Regions from separate parts of the Homo sapiens genome. Here regions 1 and 2 are each linked to region 3. A link is a contact called in ENCODE Hi-C or POLR2A ChIA-PET data. All regions are on one chromosome and are shown on one strand. The core of a region is the stretch at or near the end of the contact, and the rest is flanking DNA. Distances in the headings are between cores, read along the strand shown.

Evidence for each region. A loop is a pair of places that touch in the nucleus more often than their neighbours do. ChIA-PET counts read pairs that join two places held with the same protein, here RNA polymerase II (POLR2A). Pooled maps may share reads with other maps.
Region 1: a pooled map shows a loop between it and region 3 (6-fold over the local background). The contact joins two enhancer-like sites. A Hi-C loop is called at or near these places in 3 of 168 maps with a recorded cell type or tissue (Caco-2, endothelial cell of umbilical vein and heart right ventricle) and 10 of 50 pooled maps. POLR2A ChIA-PET finds 5 or more read pairs at or near these places in 11 of 52 experiments (A549, BJ, CD8-positive, alpha-beta T cell and 7 more).
Region 2: a loop to region 3 is called in a map of natural killer cell, with 2.7 times the contacts of the local background. The contact joins two enhancer-like sites. A Hi-C loop is called at or near these places in 57 of 168 maps with a recorded cell type or tissue (CD4-positive, alpha-beta memory T cell, CD8-positive, alpha-beta T cell, Caco-2 and 31 more) and 28 of 50 pooled maps. POLR2A ChIA-PET finds 5 or more read pairs at or near these places in 15 of 52 experiments (CD4-positive, alpha-beta T cell, CD4-positive, alpha-beta memory T cell, CD8-positive, alpha-beta T cell and 12 more).

The regions. Positions count from the first base shown.
Region 1 is chr11:114,101,869-114,105,790 of GRCh38, forward strand. All of the region lies in intron 2 of ZBTB16 (zinc finger and BTB domain containing 16), which reads left to right. Among named protein-coding and RNA genes, the nearest start is that of ZBTB16, 44 kb to the left of the region's middle. Within about 2 kb of position 1,668, at least 4 of the 41 ENCODE cell types and tissues checked have a DNase peak (open chromatin) inside an H3K27ac peak, as active enhancers do.
Region 2 is chr11:114,074,197-114,077,565 of GRCh38, forward strand. All of the region lies in intron 2 of ZBTB16 (zinc finger and BTB domain containing 16), which reads left to right. Among named protein-coding and RNA genes, the nearest start is that of ZBTB16, 16 kb to the left of the region's middle. Within about 2 kb of position 1,820, at least 14 of the 41 ENCODE cell types and tissues checked have a DNase peak (open chromatin) inside an H3K27ac peak, as active enhancers do; they include CD4-positive, alpha-beta T cell, CD8-positive, alpha-beta T cell, ascending aorta and 7 more, where a contact is called at or near this core.
Region 3 is chr11:114,180,875-114,184,709 of GRCh38, forward strand. The region is part of intron 3 of ZBTB16 (zinc finger and BTB domain containing 16); the gene reads left to right. Among named protein-coding and RNA genes, the nearest start is that of NNMT, 110 kb to the right of the region's middle. Within about 2 kb of position 2,382, at least 26 of the 41 ENCODE cell types and tissues checked have a DNase peak (open chromatin) inside an H3K27ac peak, as active enhancers do; they include CD4-positive, alpha-beta T cell, CD8-positive, alpha-beta T cell, ascending aorta and 7 more, where a contact is called at or near this core.

The DNA of each region.
Region 1 (3,922 bases), core at 418-2,917, 80 kb before region 3:
TTGTATGTGTTACAGTGGTGATAAAGAAACTGATGGTATCCCAGATGGGGAGGGGCAGGTAAGGTTTTATCAGTGGCTTTTAATTTCTTTATGAAATTGGATGTGGCTCTAGGGAATAGATGTCTCTGGGATGGTCATGTTTTCCCTTGCCTTTTGGCTCCTGCAATGAGGACCTCTTTCTGTTGGTGTGGGTCTTGTCTGAGCATGCCAGGGATGGCAGTGAACACATCGATGGTGGTTGGGACGTCCTCATTCCCAGACCTCTGGGACATACTAATTCCCAGACCTCTGAAACATGGGTCTCAGCTGCTTTGCCCTGCAGACTTGTTCTCAGTAGCTATTTACCTTTAGGAGAAAAAAAAAATCCTTAACCAAATGCTTTAGGAAGGCTTTCTTATCGTGGCTGTAAGGTGCTGGTGGGTTGTTGGCAGCCAAGTTTGGGTTTAAATCTCACTGGGGGTTGAGGCTGCTGAACTGCTATTCCTAACATGCTCTTGTGTTTTTATGCATAGACCGTCTTCTGGATCCTTGGTGAGTTTTTTTTACTCTGGGGTTTTCAGGAGAAAGGTTTGTCATTCATCATCACTCTTCTCCTTCATCACAGCAGTGGTAACAGTGGTTAGAGGGAGGAGGTAGAATCAGTTGTTCAAGTTCTTTTTTCTTCCAGGTAAGTCCCCCCCACCCCCCGGCTGCCCCTGCCCTTCCGCATTTTCTGGGAAGTGAATCTATTGGGAAATGCATGGGCCTGTGTTTCTGGGATGATTTTAGCATATGTAGTAAGAGGGGTGCTTTTTGCTGATAGCCCAGGCGTTGGTCCTGTAATCCTGAGGTGTGGTTTAATAAGAGCTGAACAGTCATTTAATTATTTATTGGGTGCCTGGAGAATTTTATAGGCAGGAGAGCCTAGAGCTATTCCAGAAAAAAGGCCAATCCTAGAGCTTTTTGTGTGGCTTTCTTCTTGGGCTTGAAGTTTTTGATGCTCGCCAACATTCATAGTAGCCCCCAATGCCACCCACACATTGGGAAGGGACAATAGAGCCAGCTAAAGCTCTTTCTTTGTGTGTGCCCATATTAACCCATCTAGTCAAATGTGGGTACCCTTCCAAACCATTATGTCTTGTTCCTCTCGGCTGCTGGGAACATTAAAAGAACCTTATTTGAAGGCAAACATTACTGTATCAGTGATGCTGAAACTGGAGGTCTGTCAATGGCACTTCATTGCATTGATAATTGTTTCTGCTTTGAACCACAACACTGTGATTATTGAGGTTCGACTGTAAGGGCTGAGGGAGCCTTGAGGCCATTGAAAGCATTCTCCTGCCTTTAGGCCAGGCCTATGTTATAAGTGAGAGACAGGTGTGGAGTGTGCAGGGAGGGAATTAAGATAGATGGTGACCTGGAATTCAGAAGGTGGACCCCCACCACCCCCCAGCCTGAGACCAAAGCACAGTTTAACTCTGTCATGGGTCATGTGCAGAGGGAAGGGACTGCCCCAGAATTAGCAGTTGGCTGAACACCCTGCTTAAAAACTTTTTCTTTTCCTTTTTTTGTGAGTACCGTCCGCTTGGACTAAAGAAGTTTTGGTCGTTGTTTTCTTAATTTTGGGCTACAGAGTCTCTACCTACATTTGTGTTTTGTGTTTTGGTAACCACATGTAACAGCCGGTGGAATCTTTTTTCTCTTTGCTTTCTCTGAACTTTCCAAAGAGTAGGCCCCTATCTCTCGGGGGATTAACTCCTCGTGGCCCCTGGGTCGTTGGTGCTCCCCCACCCTGTGTCAGCATCTAAACCTCTGCACACAGGATGTTTTCTCTAGCGCTTATCAGATGCTTTAGAAGATGCGGGGTGGAGATAGAGGTAACGTTTAACCCATCCTGGATTCCTTTCATGAACTCAGCCACAGAGCAGAGGGAGGCTTGGCTGGAGCAAACAATGTTGGGCCTTCTATTTCAAACAGAGGTGTGGGGGCTTGTGGTGGCATCAGTGGTGCACTGAACAACCCTCCCTGACCCTAGCGTGTGGGTTTGGAGCCTGGGGAATCAAAGAGAAATCTAACAAACTATTCTTTTTCACGTGTGGGCTGAATGAATGTGTGGGTTATCCACATCAGTTTCTTCTCTCTTCTCATCCTCCCTCCTTCCTCGCAGACCAGCATTTTGGCCAGGGTGCCCAGTTTGAGCTCATTTACCAAAGGTGAATAGGGAAGGGAGTAGAAACCAAATTAGGCACCTGTCTGACAACACAAGGATCTTTTCTACAATGGTGCATTTGGATTATGCAGAGTTTTAGATTTTCTGTTTTATCCCAGGGTGAACGTGTGTAGAAAACTGGGACCTAACCATGTTCTTCTCTTCAGTCTTATGGTCATTGCTACTTTGAAGGCAGAAAGGATAAAAGTAGCATAGGGAGTGGTTTACCATAACTGCAAGTAAATACCAAGCATGTGCGAGCCTGTAGACATTGCCTGCTATTGGGGAAAGACGGAGTTAGCTGGGGAAATACATCAGTCTTCACTCCCAGCACCCAAGATGTAAACATTTCTTACTCTTCCTGGATCAGGCTATCTCTGCTTTGCCTTTTCTTTCACCTACCTCCTTCTTTCATGGCAGGAAGGGAAAGGGAAGTACCCCCAAGCAGCCAGCAGTCAGCACTGGGGCCTCTAGGGAAGAGTGGATTGGTGTTGTTTTGCTGTGGTTTGCTGTGCGTTTTCCAGAATCTCTCTTGGATGACTATCAGATTCAGTGAAGGGATGGACCTGCAGGAAGCTGAGAGATAGGAGATCCTGTGGCCTGGGAACCCAGAGGCCTGGGCCCTGGGAACAACTCACCACAGGACTCAGCCTGCGAAATAGGAAACATCATTGTAGCTTCTGCATCATGTTTTCCATGTTCCACTGGAAAACCATCTGTTAAATGGACATAGACCAATTCTTGCTTTTCTTCTTTCTGGTACCAAAGAGAACGGTGGTGTCTCTTGTCATCTAGATGTTCTTGTAGGGGCACCAGAGTCATTGCAACCATTTTGAGTAAAGATTGAGTCCACTGGGGCATCAGAAGGGGAGTGTGTCATTGCTGTTGTTACCACACAGGCCGTGGTACTTGCCTTTTCCTGACCCATTTTGCAGAGCAGGCCAGCTACTTAACCCCTCGCCACCCACTCACCTGTGGAAGGCACATTTGCAAAACAATAGACCAGTTGGTAATTTGGCACTTGTTAGGTAGACATAGTGGTACATTGAGGAAGTTCCTCCTGTTAACTAACCTAGTTTTTCTTGCTGTAATCCGAATATACTTCTCTGATTTTTTGAAAAAGCCTGTGAGTGGAGCCTGGCTCGACAGCCCAAAACGCTGAATTAATTCTGTCTCTCTCTCTCTCTCTTTTTTTTTTTTGAGACGTGGAGTCTCGCTCTGTCACCCAGGCTGGAATGCGCTGGCACGATCTCGGCTCACTGCAACTTCCACCTCCTGGGTCCAAGCAATTCTCCTGCCTCAGCCTCCCAAGTAGCTGGGACTACAGGCATTGCCACTACGCCCAGCTAATTTTTGTATTTTTAATAGAGACGGGGTTTCGCCGTGTTGGCCAGGCTGGTCTCAAACTCCTGATCTCAGGTGATCCACCAGCCTTGGCATCCCAAAATGCTGGGACTGCAGGAATGAGCCACCGCGCCCGACCCAATTCTCTTGAGTGACATGCTGAGTGGGGCTGCTTTTTGGTGGAGGTAACAAAAAAAGAGTTGAGGTATTGATTTTAGTTTCATTTGAGACAGCGATCTGTCCCCTCCCTGAGTTCCCTCGTTTGTTTGTAAACTGCTTAAATGAACTTTTTCCCCTGTTCCTCCATCACTCTGCTGTTCTCTTCTCCTCCTCTTATCCTAACAGTCTCATAGGTAAACTTAGAAGGAAGACAAATACTTACAAATTGTC
Region 2 (3,369 bases), core at 570-3,069, 110 kb before region 3:
CGCTGAGCCCCCTGCCACCCTCACCCGGCGTTGTGCTCTAAGTGGATTAGCTCAGCGTTGTGATCTTAATGCCATTAGGCCTGTTGGCACGGCTCTCCTTGCCATAGTGAGAAGCAGATGTGGCCGACCATAATGGCCCTTAGCGTGATCCATCGGGCCCACAGTGCTGGGGCAACCATTATTAGTGTTAATTTGGGGGAGCTTTTTATGGTAGCTGGGGGAAATGTGGAGGGATTGTTGGAAATTTATTTAAGCTGTTCAGCAGGTTAGGTGCTGCTGGGGTCTACTATGGCAAAACCCTCAGCTCCCCCAACCCATCTCTTTAAGGAACGTCCCTCCCCAACACCGAAGCCCAGGCCTGATTACTTCCAGAGTTGGAGAGACAACTTAGCAGGCTCTTGTTTCTTGCCGATGTACCTTATTAGTAGCACCTGGCATCATAACCCACTAATGGGAACCAGTGCTCTCCTCCTGCGTGGCCAGTGACAAGTAGCCCTGTCAGCCGGAGCTCGCCGTGCGAGGAAGTTCCTATTAGCTTTATGGTCAGGAGAACTTGTCCTGTTCAGGAAATGAATGTTGCCGCTAAAGGTCCGCGGCCCTGACCCTGGCGGCATAACCTGTGCGGGCCGGGGAGACCCTGTGCAGGATGCTTGGGATTTCAGCCCCTCTCTGGTTCTTGTCATATGTAAAGAGGGAATCATTGTGGTATGTTGCAGCCTTGAACTTTTGATTTATGCAGTGAGGGCGACTTAACCGTTTCCATGCCTGGACGGCTGTGCAGTGACAGAGCCGTGTTGTGAGCGTATGTGCCTAGGTACATGTGTGTGTGGGGTGGTCAAGGGGAAGGAGAGACCCCCACGTGCTAGCAGGGGCTGTTGCTGGGAGTGGGTGGATTTCATGGGAGGATTCCTTTTCTTTTTTCTTTTTCTTGCATTCTTGCAGCATCTAAATTTCCTGCGATTGTTGGCTGCAAAGTGGTAAGAAGCTGGAGAGCATTGTGTCTGGAATTGAACCTGGGTTCGAATTAATCTTCTGTCTCTTAGAGGCTGTGTGACCGTGGCAAGATTCCTCACCACTCACTTCCTCATCTGTGAGATGAAGTTAATAACTTCTGATTCATACTGGTGGTAGAGCAGTGTTGTTAAGTAGGTGATGTATAGAGAATACATGGCCCAGCGTCCGGCCAGTGGTGTGGCCTCAGGTTGTATACTTGAAAGGATGTGTATACTTCAGTATTTTTTCCATTGTAAAATTAAGGGTTTTTTTTCTTTTTTTCTTGAGACAGAGTCCTACTTTGTTGCCCAGGCTTGAGTGCAGTGGCGCGATCTCAGCTCACTGCAACTTCCGCCTCCTGGGTCCAAGTGATTCTCGTGCCTCAGCCTCCCAAGTACCTGGGACCACAGGGGTGCACCACCACACCTGGCTAATTTTTGTATATATATATATATATATTTAGTAGAGATGGGGTTTCGCCATGTTGGCCAGGCTGGTCTTGAACTCCCGACCTCAGGTGATCTGCCTGTCTCAGCCTCCTAAAGTGCTGGGATTATAGGTGTGAGCCACTGCGCCTGGCCTAAGTTTTTAAAAATTAAAAAGAATGGCATAGTGCTTTTTTGCTCTTTAACAGATCAAGACCAAAAGTTTTCCCCCCATCATAGCCCAAAGTCCTAAAGAAAGGCTACTTAAGTTGTTCGTTTTCTTTTGTTTCTCCCATGAGTAATGTTTCTAAGTGTGATTTTTGCAGAGAACAGCAGTGTCTGACCTCATTCTTGAGGGGAACTTTTCTGCCTGCCTCTTCTTGAGAAAAAATGTTTGTGAGTTGTCTGGCAAATGGATGCGTTACTTTTGCTGCTGTTGCTGCCGCTGCCGTTTTAAAGGCCCCTGGTGACAAAGGAGTGAACTGCACTTTCGGGGAAAGCATGCCGGAATCTGGCCCAGAAAAGAGGGGCCGCTGGGGGAAGGGTTTGGAGATGACGCCTCCTCAGGAACTTTAAAAGAAATCTGTCCATCTGTCTCTGGCATTTATGGCATCGTTGACAGCAGTTCAAGGAAAAATAAAAATAAGTTCTTATCTGATTGCGGGGCTGATTGCAAAGCCGAAGGACTAGAGTGGCCAGCGAGTCGGGCGGCTGGATCTGGAGTTTTGGAGAAAGGGCCACTGGCTCATTTCTGGGCACGCACGCTCACGGAGGCAAGTTCTCACCTCCTCGTGGGCTTCTCTTCACTTTACGTGGAAAAACTGTGTACGTCTCAAATTAAAAGCAGCTCTTGCCCCGCTTAGAGCCGGTGAAAGCTGCTTCGAAGGCGTTTGTAGAGTAGGGATTGGAAATGTTCAATGCAAAAGTTAAATCGTGACAGTTGTCCCCTAAATGATCTGCTAAATTAAGGATCCGCTAACATTTGTGAGTCTACCTCCCTGCATTCCCCCCACCCCCACCCCCGCCCCCTTGGCAGAAGGGATAAAGATGGTACCTAAAAACAATGTGAAGCGGCTGCTAAATCGAGTGACTCTAAAAACATTTTTCTTTCCTTGAAGTTCAGTGTGGAAAACCAGACTGGACTTGTCAGGGATGCAGACCTATATAGGGCCCATGTGCCTGGCCCCTTTCCTCACTTTCTAGCACAATGGTTTTCATTGCCACCTCTCCCGCGCCTTTCCCCCCTTCATAATTATCCACTATTTTACTTTCTGTGTCCTGACAGCTACAAGAGTAGTTTTTGTTTTTTTGAGCTGAGTAGCTGCTAAATATTCCCCAGCAGCCAGATTCAACGGCTGGGGGGGAGAATAGGCCAAACCTTGGCATCCCCTGTTGCAAAAGTGAAAAATATTTCTGTTTGCAGTTAATTTTAGTGGCAAGCAGATCATGTTAACTGGATGTAATTGCTTCCAGATATGGCCGAGGGTTTTGTGTGTTGAGATGAAGGGTCTGGTAAGTGCTTACTTCCTGTGTAAATTAGCCTATTCCATTCAGTCTTTCATTCTGGCCAGCCCTGGATTCTGTCATTCTGCTCCCATTTTCCCCCTCCCCAGCCTGCAGCCTGGTGTGAGAAGCCGCTTGCTATGTTCCTCTAAGTGTAATTCTTTTGTCACTTGGAGCCACTCTCCTCTTGGTTCTTGATGTGAGTTTGCCCTTAAATAATGAGAAGGGTTTGAAAAGATGCCACCTGGACCCCAGGCCACCTCCCGCCTCTTTCCCAGCAAAGGCAGATCTGAAGAGCATCTCCTGGTCATGGGGGTTGCATCTTGGAACCCAGAACTCCTTGTTTTCTATGCATTTTTTTTTCCTACTGCCCTCTGACCCCCGACTCTCACCTGGGAGAACACCTTCTCTTTCTCTCAATTAGTCCGACTCCTCCTCAGCCTGAACT
Region 3 (3,835 bases), core at 1,132-3,631:
GAGAGCTCCAAATACAGGACAGTTGAATGGGGCTCCAGGGGCTTGTCCAGAGAAGATTTCAGAGCCAGGTTGGTGAATAGCTGCTGATACTGACATATTGGTTCGATGGCAGATTTTTCTGCTCCCCTCAACAAAACAATCACTCATCTTTAAATTAGAGGAACAAGGTGGGGTGTGCATGTGTGCGTTCATGTATGTGCACGTGTGGTACTGTGTGTCTTTATGAATGTGAGACTCACTTTACACAAGATAAATGGCCCCCAAATAACTGTACATCCAATTCCAGTAAAATCAGTCATACTTTAATTGCATGAAGGGAGCTCTTTCTTTAAAGGAAAAGTGACTGGAGAAGATGGTAGCTGCGACTTACTGGTTCTGTATATCTACCCACCAGCTGTAGGATGGAGCACTTTCCCCACCTTGTCGCAACTCTCCAAGGGACCTCCCCTTACTGCTTCCATTTTACAGCTGAGGCAACAGGCTCCCTGAGACTGGCAGCTTGCTGAGGGTCACAGCTGGCGACTAGCTTGCCTGGGATTTGACCTCTGATCTGTCTGACCCAAATGTTGAGTTCTTAACCACACTGCACTGCCTCCTGAGGTATAAATGGCACCAAGGACCTCTGCTATCCACAGAATGTTTTGTGATTGACAAGGAGTTTTGTATTCACTTATGTCTATTATCCTGTTTGCTCCTCACAGCAGCCTCAGGGAGGCAGACAGATAGGCTTATGCCCATTTTACAGATTGGGAAATCAGTTCATCAAGGTGTGATGACTAGTGTGATGCCCACAGCTGTGAGTGGCCAAGTTAGGCGTGGGATCTCGTGCCTGCACCTCTAGATCCTGCTATTTTTCTCGGTTTGCTTGGATCTGTGATTGCTGTGGTTAGCAAGGGTCTAGCGCACTTTATCTTCTGCTATTCTCCCTCTGCTATTTAATTTCTTTCCCGCAATCTATCCCTTAACTTCCCCCAGCCCCGCATCTCCCACCTCCATGTCACTCCATCCCGTGCAGCTGGCCTCCTTGCTCCTCTTGCCTTGCCTGGCGAGGGTGTTCTCACGTGGTGGCCTTGCTCTATGCAGATGTCAGTGCATCAGCAAGGGCCTCCCTGACTACGCTGTGTAAAAGAACAGCCCCTGGCACTCTCTGTTTATCTTTACTCAATGCTTTGTTGTTGTTATTGTTGTTGTTTTGAGACAGGGTTTCACTCCTGTTTCCCAGGCTGGAGTGCAATGGTGTGATCTCAGCTCACTGCAACCTCTGCCTTCCGGGCTCAAGCTATTCTCCTGCCTCAGCTTCCTGAGTAGCTGGGATTTTAAATCAGCCACCATGCCTGGCCAATTTTTGTATTTTTAGTAGAGATGGGGTTTCACCATGTTGGCCAGCTTAGTCTTGAACTCCTGAGCTCAAGTGATCTACCCATCCCGGCCTCCCAAAGTGCTGGGATTACAGGCGTGAGCCATTGTGTCCGGCCCTCTTCATTTAATTTATTTCTCTTTTTATCACTTATCACCACCTGGCCTGTTTTGTATTTACTCGCTCTTTAAAAATCTGCCCTCCCATCTTGAACATAAACTCCCTGAGGGCAGGGATTTCGTCTCTTTTGTTTATTTCCTGTAATCCACCTCTCGGCATATAGCTACTGGACATTCAAAAACCAGCCCCCGTGTGTAGGAAGGATATGGCAAGTCATGGCCATCCCAGAGCTGTGTCCCTGGAGTTCTCCCTACTCCAGGTTGAGCCCCAGGAAATTTTGTGGGTGTAAATGCTGCTGCTAGGTCCATGCGCACCCGCTGTGTTCAGCTGGCGTGACCTTCTTCCCTCCCACTTCGCCCCCTCCCATTGATGCTTTATAAATGTATTAGTGGCTGCATGATGTCACCGTAATGCATTTTGGGAATAGCCATGTGGTTTATACACACTTGAGTTGCTTTGAATGCAAACCTGACATCATACTGAAGGCAGCAGTGAACAACATATGCACAGTAAACAGGCAGAGACTGTCTTATTGATTAACAGATGAGGCCTCTATTATCGATCAAAGCTTGGCGAGGAAATTTATCACTTTTAATTTCAGGGCTGCCAAATATTTCTGCCTCTGAGCCAGCCATTACAGAGACCATTTAAAGGCACAAGCCTCCTCAGGAGAGAGGATTTTGTCTGTCTCGCTCGGCTCCGCTCACGTGTCCATGGAACTGCCTGTCTTTGCTCTCACCCTGGAGAGCTGGGGGGGAAGTCAGAGCCTGTCCGGGTGGGCGTGGGAGTACTGGGGCTTCGTGAGTGGGGGCTAGCAATGGGAGCTGACGTTTGTGTTATCCACGTGTAAGGAGGGACCTGGCCCAGAGTCACTGAGGACAGGGGCTTTCACATGCTCAGCTCAGTGTCGTGACTTCAGCGAGGTGGGGGTGGAGTGGCGGGACTTTGAAGGCAAGCAGATGTGGTCAGGCTTGGGCCGAGGCAGCCGCCTTTACTGATCATGTGTGCTTATCTGTCTTCATCTTCCTCTGCACTTGTCTGATGGTACACATCCGGCCCTTTATTTCCTACCTGGCCTCCTTCCTTTCTCTCTGCTTCTCAGTCATTAAAGCGAGAAGCTCCTCTAGCCCACAGTGATGGCTGTTTTCTAAGAACCCTCCGCGCCACATCCCTTGGAAGCCTGTGGCATGGTGGGCTTCTCGCCGATTGGAGTGCCCTCCCCTTCCCAGCTGGTGCTTCCCTCCTCGGGCCTTTGCTTCCCCTTTCTCCTTTAGGGAGCTGTGAGAGCGGATAGAACCCAAGGAAGAAATACAATTAAAATCAGATTCCTTACAGATCCACAGAAAATCATTGATGGCTGATGATTTGGGACTGGGGGCAGTTTCTAATTGTGAGGGAGCTGTGACTTCATCCAGCCGCAGCTTTCCCATCCAGGCCCACTCTGCTCTTGGAGGTGCTTTCTGCATTTCCAGTGTAAATGGATGAAAGGTAGTCTTGGCTGCTACCCCTGTGAACACATGTCATGACTGCTTTGCTGTCACTGGGGGCTAGAAGTTTTCTTGGCTCTTTCTTCAAAGCTCTCTTAAGCCGTGTACCAGGTGCTTGGCCTGAGGATGCCCTGTGGCGTGAAGGGACACCCAGAGGTCACCATGGGATTCTCCCTGCCTCCAGGTGAAATTCAACCCCAGCCACCTAAGGCAAATGACAATATTTATTTTTAAAGCTCTTCAGTAAAAGTGAGTTCATATCTTCCATGGGGTACTTTATCACCCACTTATCCAGCCAGTCGACTCACATTTATTGAGCACCTACTAGAGTATATCCTGCTCATCAGTAGAAGATAGGTGTCAGTGAGATAGAGAAAGTCGATACCCCCAGAGGACCCCACATTCTAGACCTCCTCTAGGGTCCTCATATTCTTCACTGCAAGAAGCATTCATTGGTATTGAAGTCTGTGCTGGAACAGCTTGTATTTGGAGTTACATTCCTTCAGTATGTGCTGATTCTCCAAGGCAGAGGTTTTCAAATTTCTAGAAAAGTAGTGGAGTCATTTTTCCAACCCCAAAGCCCTGATGTGTAAAATAGGTAAATTGAATTTTCATTCAGAGATGGGAGCTCAGACCCCACCCATGGAGTCTTATCCACAAAACATCTTTGCAGATGGAACCCCAGGGAGGCCGAAGGGTACGGGGATTACTCTGAAATCAGGCTCTGAAATCAGGCTGCCTGTGTTTGAATTCACCTTTACTATGTCAACCACTGTGTGGCATTGGGCAAAGTGCTTAACCTCTCTGAGCTTGAATTTACTCATCTGCTACCTGGAGGTAATGCTAGCATGTACTATAAATGGTGGTTGTT